Regions from separate parts of the Mus musculus genome. Here region 1 is linked to region 2. A link is a loop called in an ENCODE intact Hi-C map of the cell type or tissue named here. Cell type or tissue: left cerebral cortex. All regions are shown on one strand. Each heading gives the region's core, and the rest is flanking DNA. Links, peaks and the distances in the headings are about the cores only.

Evidence for each region. Peaks named below come from ENCODE experiments on the same cell type or tissue, not always from the same donor. Only the 100,000 strongest peaks of a DNase experiment are listed, where the experiment ranks them.
Region 1: a loop joins it to region 2, with 3 times the contacts of the local background. A loop is called at or near these places in 5 of 42 quality-filtered maps.

Annotation. Positions count from the first base shown.
Region 1 is chr1:35,264,321-35,269,701 of GRCm38, forward strand. No RefSeq gene overlaps it. Among named protein-coding and RNA genes, the nearest start is that of Gm25096, 88 kb to the left of the region's middle. In left cerebral cortex, for the core only: a CTCF peak has its summit at 2,516 (motif pointing left); a DNase peak (open chromatin) is centred at 2,515.
Region 2 is chr1:34,894,600-34,899,980 of GRCm38, forward strand. It overlaps the pseudogene Gm19430. Among named protein-coding and RNA genes, the nearest start is that of Plekhb2, 47 kb to the left of the region's middle. In left cerebral cortex, for the core only: CTCF peaks have their summits at 1,722 and 2,516 (motif pointing left); a DNase peak (open chromatin) is centred at 2,502.

The DNA of each region.
Region 1 (5,381 bases), core at 303-5,302, 370 kb after region 2:
GTTTTTAATGAGGGACAGCAGAGCTGAGGCATGGTGTTGCCATGATTCTGACTAGCTGCATCTCCTGGTTGTCATCTCTGTCACACCTCACTGTGGCCATATGCACAGATGTCAGGAGACACCTTAGGGTAGCACGCTTCCCTCTCAGATCACAGGATTCTAGGAACTGCTCAGCTACCCATTACATGCCAGTAGCCACTAGACCCACAGAGATGCTACTCCCGTGAGTTTCCCAATGTGCAGGTTACAATCAAAAGCATCAACAAACCACACCTGGTCCACCAATATTCACAGGTGATGCGTGTCTGCAGAGTGGAAAGCTCGCAGAGTGGACAGGACTTGCCTACATGTGGGCTGACTTTGGTTACTACATTTGCTTGTGATCTCTTGACACCATGCTGGCCAGCTTATGGATGGTGGTGAGTGACCTCCATCCCCAAATATACTGCATAGAAATGAAGAGGCTGGGAGAGAATAAAAGCTATGATCAAGCCAGGGACTTGGGTGGGAGGCAGAAGTCAGAGCAGAGAGAATGAAACCTTGCCCTGTGGCTCCTATCCTGTGGACTATGGCAGTTTTTAGAGAAGACTGGCTTCCCTTCAGGTCTAGTGGCCCATAGGAGTGATGTCACCAGGTGGTTGGCAGGAGTTGACAGTATAAGTCGGTCACTGGGCAGTGAGAACAAATGTTAGCGAAGATTCCTGAACTTGCATGGAGTTGCTCGACTGGGATGGAGAGTAAGATCAGCTGAGGCCCAGAGAAATAGATACACGAGGCAGGTCTGCCACAGAGACAATCCATCCAGCCATATGGCTCTGTGCCTCAGATTCCAGAGGAAGATCCAGGATCTGCTTGTGTCCAGCAGCCCTGCTGCCTCTTGGATATTTTTACAGGAAGTTAAATCTTGGCTCTTGGCCACACGGTGCCATAACACATCTCTGATATAATTCCTTCTGCCTTGGTTCTGGCAGCCCAAAGCCAGCTCTAAGCACCAGCCCAGCCCATGGCTCTAAGTGCAAGCTCAGCCCAGGGCTCTAAGCACCTGCACAGCTCATGCTGCCAGCAAGGGCTGAACTCCCTGCTTCAGAGACACAGCCTTGCTGGCTCAGGGCTCACATTCCTCCCCATCATTCTACACCCTGACCCAGGGCCCACTGGCAGCTCCTAAGGAGCTCTGGGCTTCTTGTTAATTTTGCAGGTCCAAGGATGCCCATCCCTGCCAACAAAAATATGCTTTCCCATGGCCAGGGCAATTGACATTCATTTTTTACATCCTGCTGGCCATGTCACGAACCTGAAAAGAAGAAACCCCATCTTAGTACTTAGATCTACTCTCCCAGACCCCTTGTGCTCAGCCCAGTGTAGAACTGTAGAGGAAAGCCTCTCTCTCTCTCTCTCTCTCTCTCTCTCTCTCTCTCTCTCTCTCACACACACACACACACACACACACACACACTTTGTTTCCTTTTGTACAAGCCACCAACAATGCCTTTTGCACCGGGTCAGAGTGCAGTGTAGGAGTCTGTGATTGTGTTGTATTGATTTGTATCTGGAAAGAGTTTAGAATCACCTAGGAGACAAACCCCTTGGCAAAGTTTCTGGACTGGGCTAATTGATGTAGGGAGAATATCCTAAATGTGGGCAGCGCTATTTCACGGGCTGGAGTCCCAGACTAAATAAAAATGCCAACCTTAACCTCTGTGTGTTTCCTGGCTATGAACACAGTGTGACCCACTGTATCATGTGCCTTTCCTATTGAAGTCCATGGACGTCAGAGACAAAATAAACCCTTGGTTCCTTAAGGTGCGTTTGTATGGTTTTTGTTGCAGCAGTGAAGAAAGTAGTAATATACGTGAGAACAGCATCTGGCAGCTGGAGTGCTCACAGTGGATGTTCCAGCCCTGGTCTTCCCTGGGGTTGCATCTCTCGGGCCTCCAGAAGTGTGTGTGATGCTGACAGTGTCTCTACTTTGTGATTAATGTGCCCCTCAGCTGGCTGTGGGGATCCAGAAAGTTCCACAGGGATTTTTGAGTCAGACCCTAGAATCCCATCCACAGTTCTGTGGGATTGAGGAAAGAGATCCGCCTTAGCTGTAGTTAGTCACATTTCTATGTCTGGCTGTGGTCAGATTTGGCAGAGAGCAACTATCTTCCCGTGGTTGCTGATTGCTTATCATAGGCTTCATACTATGTTACTACTCAACCAGAAGCCTAGAAGATGGGCCCTGTCCTCAGTGGGGAGCACCAGGATACACTGTAGCCAGCACCTCTCCCTGTACAGGAACACTGTCAGAGGAAAGGGCTCGGAAGTACCAGTAACTTTGTCATCAGCACAGGTTGACGAGTCACAGAACTGGTGGCTGCCCTCGTTGGAGGGAGATTTTCATGTCATTTGGTTTTGTCTACTAGAGTGAAGGAGGGGAATGGGTTTTATCCATACAGAGCACTCTGCTCAGTTCTAGCGGGTCAAGGTCTAAGGAATGGGGCCTGCAGATGTTACTGTTCTGTGCTGCCCTCCGCTGGCAGCTACGATCAACCCCAACGTGTTCTTCACCATCACGCCTGATGGTGAGCTCCTGGGATGTGTCTCCATTGAGTGATTAGCAGACAAAGTTCAAAAGACAATGGAAATTTTTCATGCTCTAAGCACTGGAGAGAGAGAGAGAGAGAGAGAGAGAGAGAGAGAGAGAGAGAGAGAGAGAGAGAATTTAGATATAAGGGTCACTTCTTTCACAGAATTATTCCAGGATTCATGGCTACCTTTAGGTATAGATTTTTCTGTTATACTGGCATGGTAAAGGTCTCCCCCATAAGACCTGAATTAAAAGGTTAGCCTTGGGGCCTCAGAGATGGCTCAGCAGTTATGAGTACTGGTTCTTCTTGAAGAGTATCAGGTTCACATCCCAGAATCCACATGACAGCTCACAACCATCCAGGGGATCCAGTGCCCTCTCTGACTTCACAGGGCACAAGGGATGTTGGCAAAACACTCATACATATACAATAAAATAAATAAACTTTTTTTTTTAAAAAAAGGTTAACCCCTACTAAATACCAAAGTAAATTGGTTTACAGGTAAAAATAGCTTCACAAACAACCTTAAAAAAAAAAAAAAAAAGACAGGGCAAGGTTAAAACAGCTTCCAAGAGAAAAAGCCATTTCCTCTCAAAACCTCAGCTTGAAATTGTAAAGTTACCAGTTTAAGCAGAAATTCACACGTGGGGAATGATGCTGGTTCACCCACATTCCACATTGTGCTTTGTAGTCCTTCCCATTCATGCTACTACATAGAGAACAAAGGAGATTTTATGACAGAGAACACAAAGTTTTTCTCTTGGTAAATATGGCCTTAGCATCTTATCTTCCAGAGGCTGTCTGACTCTAACATTAGTGACAGTAATGACTCCTAAAGGCCATTGGAAGGAGAGTATATATGCCAGGCAGGCAGTATTCCAGGGGCCATGGAAATGGCTCTGACACCCCTTTTCCTGAATTAAATGTGCCCAGCTTCTACGGAAGCAGAAAAGAAAATGAGCTGCCAAATCAGGATGCACACTGATGACAAAAGGTGTCTGCATGTGAGGAGAAGCCAAGTCTGTTGCCTCAGGCAGACCAGAGGGAAGTTATTGGGGGGGGGGGGAGATTCATGAGGGTGTCGCCCAGTAAGACAGGCATCAGCTGCTACCATCGCATGTGCCGTGGGGGGTCAAAAACTCAAATCCCCAATCTGAGAAGATGTCAGACACTGCCACTCTGTCTCCATGGTAACCCAGGAGGCAGAATCAAGACACCACCTGTACTTGACTCAGTACATAGCAAGACATACCTAAGAAAAGACTGGTCGTTCGAGCTTCCTCAGATGTCCACCGAGAGGACATAAACGCTTTCTGGTTGTTGTGGTTGTTGTGGTTGTTGTTGTTGTTGTTGTTGTTGTTGTTTTCCTGACAGTCTCTCTGGACAGATAAAAGTGCCAAAGGACTGAGAAAGTTGGGAAGACTTTATTTTAAAAAAAAAAAATCTTGCTTCAGACTGCTCAGATTTCTACAAAGTGACCATAGACCTTCATTTTCTAAAATAACCCAAGAGGCCTCACTGTCTTAAGCATAACCTACCTTCTCTACAGCTGTTTGGATCCTCAGACACTGGAGAAAGTGCAGAAGACCCTAGCTTCCATGGCACCATATCAGGATTGCTGAGAAATACTTGTGTTAGCTTCTTACCACTTTGTTAAATGTTAAAATCACCTGTCAGAGGCCGGAGATGTGGGTTAAGAGAACTTTCTGCTCTTGCAGAGAATTTAAGTTTAGTCTCCAGCACCCTCACATCTGATAGCTCATAACCCCCTACAACTCTGCTTCCAGGGGATCCAACAACCTCTTCTGGTCTCTACAAACACTGTATTTACATTCATACCATGTATGAACACACACACACACATATCACCTGTAATACCTCTTTCCAAATCAGCCCTTATAAAATACTTCAACAGATGGTCTTTTCTAGCTTGAGACTCATTAGCCTTTTCTAAGACTCAGAAAATGATAAGATATATAATTTGAACATAGCTAAGAAAAAACTTCATTAAATTATGGCAAAAAAGTTCTTCTGGTTCCTGACAATAAAACACTTAACCCACAGGTGCAGTCAAGAAACTGTGCATATGTTTGCGTGTGTGTGTGCATGTATGTGCCCGCATATGCATATATATGTGTGTACATGTGCATGTGTGAGTTTGTAGCACATGTGTGTGCTTGAGTGAGTGTGAGGCAGAGGAGTTGCTTCACAGAGCTCTGAAGACCTGCCGGTCTCTTTCACTTAACACTGGAGGACAGACAAATTCTCTGTACCTGCTTTTATGTAACATTCAGATCAGGGCCATTTCCATACCTACCAGTAATTCTAACCTTACTTTGTTTGATTTGCTTCTTTGTTTGCTTCTTAAGCTTTACATTTATTTATTTGTGTGGGGATGAGGGTGTGTGAATGGGGATGAGGGTGTGTGAATGGGGATGAGGGTGTGTGAATGGGGATGAGGGTGTGTGAATGGGGATGAGGGTGTGTGAATGGGGATGAGGGTGTGTGAATGGGGATGAGGGTGTGTGAATGGGGATGAGGGTGTGTGAATGGGGATGAGGGTGTGTGAATGGGGATGAGGGTGTGTGAACTGATTCTCCCTTCCTCTATGTGGGTCCAGGCCACCTAACTCAGGAGGTCAGGCTCAGGGGCAAGGTCTGCGCCCTATCTAACAGGGAGGGGTTTGGGAAAATGGATCTCCAAGCACTATCAGCCCTTAAGGTGAAAGACTCTAAAGTTTGGAGGAGGGATAGACGCATGATGGGAAGACAAGGAAAATCACAGGGTGTGAAGGAAGCCTTTTACCTT
Region 2 (5,381 bases), core at 118-5,117:
CCAGGGGTGGCAGAAACATCTGTGAAGTCCCAGGTGCTCCAGGAACCTGCCATTCCGGGTGTGGCCACAGCCCCAGTTAGTGGTCCTGGCCATGCAACACTGTGCCCTGTGAGCCAGGTGCTTCACTTAGCCATCCCTGCCCTAGGATAAGAGCCTGGAGTGCATTGCCCAAAGCCTGATGGTGGGTGTCTCTCCTGGAGCTGGCAGTGGCATAAAGATTCTTCTAATGGATGACTTTTGAGATGCCACCGTGCATAAATGTGGAAAAGTTGTTTTGGTTTGATCACTGTGTCGGAAGGATTTCTCTGCGTAGCTCAAGCTGTCATCTCCATGGCTCACTGTGAGGCCCTTTATCTTGTGAATATTTGTGCATTACTTGGTGACAACCTCATAAATACTGTTGAAGGATGGAGGCCTCCCTCTGAAAAGTCCTTCTAGCTGTGGCAGACGGTACCAGCCTAACACTACAGGGTGAGAAACGGAACTTAGTGCAGGCTGGGGAGGCTCGGTGCTGAGTTTGAGGAGCAAGCTCGCCACAGCCGTAGGACAGGGAGGCTTCTGGGGCAGGTGTAGAAGAGGCTCAGGCTGCACAGCTCTTGGTGTGACAGGCGTGATGGCTAATACTGGTTGTCATCATGATTGGATCCAGAACCAACTAAGAGACATTGCTGCGGGTGAGTCTGTGAGGCCATTTGGGGGCAGGATTAAAGAAGGGGATGGGGAAGACTCTCTCTGTGAGATGCATGGTGTCCTAGATAGCACACTCCAGCTCTGCAGCTAGTTGTTAACAGCATCATGGGCACATAAATGGGAAGAGGGTATCCTTTACTGAGCACCGGGGGTCCCCTCGTTGTTTATATAAGCTCTCTTACCTGTTTATATAGGCTTTCTTTTAAGTCTCCCCTTGAAAAAAGGAATCCAGGGATCAGGGAGAGAAGGTGGCTAGGGATAGAGGGACACAGGGGACCCCATCAAAGGCTGCAACCCATTTTTGACCTGAGCTCATTTGGGGCAGGGGGTGTGGACGGTTGAAAATCTGCAGGAGGGGCAGAAGGAGGAGACTCAGCCTGTGTTTCAAAGGCTAGATGGAATGGGCATGCCTGTAGGCAGTACCTTCCCTCTGCAGAATGCTGCTGAGGGAAAGCAGCATTCGTTTGCCTGCCTTGCTGGTGACCTGCCTTGCGGGTGAATGCATCTACATTGCTGCCGTCAAGCAGCTGCTGCTTGTGCTCACTGACACTAGAACTCAGTCTACTTGGCTTTCTGATGTCATCTTGGAGACCAGCAGCTCTCTAGAAATCCTCCCCGTCTTCAGCACTAAGTTGAGACCATGCCCTAGCCTCATGGACTGGGCAACCACGGAGTTCTCATCCTCTGCAGCATGCAGTTGGCCATTGCTGGACTACCCAGGACCCATTGTGTAAGTCAATCCAACGAGTCCCCTTTATACTGTATATGTCTTTTGTCGGTTCGGCTTCTTTAGAACAACTTGGCTAACACAGCAGGAAAAAGTCCAGGCTACATGCTAATGGCTAGGCACCTCCAAGACACATCAGCACAGAGGGGAAGCAGGGATAGGAAGAGAGTGAGCACTGGCCTGGTGACCTAGTGTGAGAGGCATCTGGAAGTTCAGGTACAGAGCCGGTGTCACCCTGGGCACACCCAGGCATCAGGCCCAGAAGTACAGAGCTATGCTGCACTGTGCTGACACAAGGTGGGGCTGGAGCTTTGCATGCCTGCTTCTGCACAATGTTGGCCATAAACTGTGGAAGTGATTCCTCCTGCTGTTCCCGTTTTCTACGTGAATAAACCGAAGACCGAAGATACTAAGAAGGCTTCCTCAAGGACAGAATTTGAATTCATATCCTGTCCACCCAAATACTGGCAAGTATGTATCATGCTGTGCTGAGCCGTGTAGTGATGGGTGGTGTTATGCCCTATAGCATGGTGAGGAACTGAATTTCACGTCCTCGTAGACTACATCACACAGTGCTTTGCTGTTCCATATTGCTTTGTATGGTCCTACATTATATTGTGGTTTTCTTTTAGGTGTATGTATATGTGTGCATGTGTATGTGGGAGTGCATGCATGTGTGTGTGTGCATATGGCCAGCACATATGAGTGTAGGTGCCTGTAGAAACCAGAGGCATTGGATTTCCTGGAGCTATAGTTATAGGCAGTTGTGAGACATTCAACATGGGCACTGGGAACTGAACTCAGGTCCTCTGGCAGAGCAGTGAGTGCTCTTAACCATTGAGCCATCTCTTCAACCCCTGCCTGGCTATTAAATGTGATTTTTGTGATTGAACTAAAAATCTCTTGCTTGCAAGGAAAGTACTTCACTCTACTTAGTCTACTGTATTGTCCCCATTGGCGAATCCACGAGAATTGGAAATTCATCTAAGTCACCAACCTCGTAGGCACCCCAGCTCAGCTTCACAGCACACAGTCATGTGTAGATTGTTTTCCTTTGGTGACAACTGGGCTGGTTGGGAACTATGGCTCATTGCTGCCACCCAGTGGCTCACCAAGTCTTGTGACCACATGTCACAATCCCCTAGAGAGTTGAGAATTCAAAAATTGGAGTCTTGTGGTTATGTATATCACATTTACACTATCATAAAATGAAAATATTGTGCATCGAATCACTATGATGGTGTTGTCAACTTAATAGAATATAGAATCATTGGAGAGATTGGTGGTTTTGCTAGTATTTTTATCACAGCAACAAGAAAAGGAACTAAGACAGGCAACATGTGTCTAATATGATATTGTGTTGCACTGTCCTGTGTGTGTGTGTGTGTAGAAGAGAGAGAGAGAGAGAGAGAGAGACAGAGACAGGGACAGAGAGACAGAGAGACAGAGAGAGACAGAAAGACACAGAGATACACAGAGAGAGGTTCATGTGTATGCAGGTGTGTGTATGCGTGTGTGTGTGTGGGTGCCCAATGCACATGTGACTGCATGAATGTGGGGTTAGTCCTTCAGATGCTATCCACTCCATTTGTAGCATGTGTCTCTTTGTGTGTATCTGTGTGTATATGTGTGTGTGTGTGTTTGTGTGTGTGTGTGTCTGTGAGAGGAGGGGGCAGAGACAGAGACACAGAGAGAGGCTCATATGTATGCAGGTGTGTGTGTGTATCTTAGTTAGGGTTTTACTGCTGTGAACAGACACCATGACCAAGGCAACTCTTATAAAGACAACATTTAATTGGGCCTGGCTTACAGGTTCAGAGGTTCAGTCCGTTATCATCAAGGTGGGAGCATGGCAGCATCCAGGCAGGCATGGTGCAGGCAGAACTGAGAGTTCTACGTCTTCATCTGCAGGCTGCTAGTGAAAGACTCACTTCTAGGCAACTAGGAAAGAGGTCTTAAACCCGACGCCCACAGTGACACACCTATTCCAACAAGGCCACACCTCTTAATAGTGTCTCCCCACCCACATGCCAAGCATATACAAACCATCACAATGTATGTTGGGGGTGTTATGCATGCATGTGTGCCTGCATGAATATGTGGATAGTCCAACAGATGCTATCCACCTCATTCATGCATGTATGTGTGTGTACATGAGAGAGAGTGAGACAGAGACAGAGACAGAGACAGAGACAGAGAGAGACTCATTAGCCTGGAGCTCACCTGTTTGACATCTGACTGGCTGATGAGCTCCAGGGATCCACCAGTCCCGAGGATACAAGCAAGGTGAGCATTTCATTGGCTAAACTATGCCCCCAGCCCTGTTCCACTTATTACACTGTAGTATATTGTTCTGTATTGCTTCTCATGATATGATCTGAAGATACATCCAATATATGTCAAAGGTAATGTTCCAGTGATGGTCCAGCCTTATTCTATGAAATGGAAAAAAAAACCAGACACACTGTATTATTATGGATCATTGACGCATGCTATTTTTTAAGGTCTATGAGGTGTCTTCTCACACTTAGTCAAGTCTCAGTAACAGGATCAGGCCTCTAGGGGAGGGTCTGTCCGACCTCAGCCTCTCAGAAGGTAAGGCTCCTAGGAGCACTGTGGTTCTAGGATGTGCTTTGTGTCACCTGATATAATCAACTTTCCCACTGATAGACTTTCTGCAATTACTGACTGCTGAACTTGGAAATTTCTGGCAGTCAGACTTCTGAAATAAAATGATTCACAGGGGCTAGAGAGCAACAGCTTTGTAGCAAAGTGCTTGCTTAGCATGCAGCAGGCCCCACAGTAAATATCTTCTGATAAAATGGCATTTGTCTTACTTTTTGGTTGTGTGATAAAATCCTTTTCTCCAGGGTTTAGTTCGGTTCACAGTGCAAGAGTACAGTCAGTCATGACAGGGCAGTCAAGGTGGGTGCCCGAAGTTGCTGATCGCTTCACAGCTCCAGTCAGGAAACAGAAAGATGAATGCATGCTGCTGCTCACTTCCTCTTACATTTACATGGTCCAGGCTCTCAGCCTGGGAATGGTGACATCCACAGTGGGCAAGTCTTCCCACATTAATGAATGAAATAACAATAAACTCTCCACAGACATTCCTAGAAGATCTTTTGTTAGGTGAGTTTAATGTCTGTCAGGTTATCAATTCTATCTATCTATCTATCTATCTATCTATCTATCTATCTATCTATCTATCTATCTTGTCTTAGTTGGGGTTTTACTGCTGTCAACAGACACCATGACCAAGGCAACTCTTATAAGGACAACATTTAATTGGGGCTGGCTTAAGGGTAAGAGGTTCAGTCCATTATCATCAAGACAGGAAGCATGGGAGCATCCAGGCAGGCATAGTGCAGGAGGAGCTGAGAATCTACATCTTCATCTGAAGGCTGATAGCAGAATACTGTCTTCCAGGAAGCTAGGACAAAGCCCACACACACAGTGACACACCTACTCCAACAAGGCCACACCTTTTAATAGTACCACTCCCTGAGCTGAGCATATACAAATCATCATATACATATAAATAATTTTCTTATTTATTCACTTTACATTCTACTCACTGCTCCCATCCCAGTCACTCCTCCCACAATTTCCCCCCTCTCTTTCCTCTTCTCCTCTGAGATGGGTGGGGCTCCTCTGGTTTTCCCCACCCTGGCGCTTCAAGCCTCTGCAGGGATAGGCGCTTCCTCTCCCACTGAGGCCAGACAAGGCAGCCCAGCAAGAAGAACATATTCCACATACAGGCAACAGCTTTTGGGATAGCCCCAGTTCCAGTTGTTTGGGATCCACATGAATGTCAAGCTGTACATTTTCTATGTAAGAGTGGGGAGGCCTGGTATTAAAAACCAAGACATCATGAATTTTGGAGGCAAATGGATAGAACTTGAGAATATCATCCTGAGTGAGGTAACCCAGTCCCAAAAGGACATGCATGGTATGTACTCAC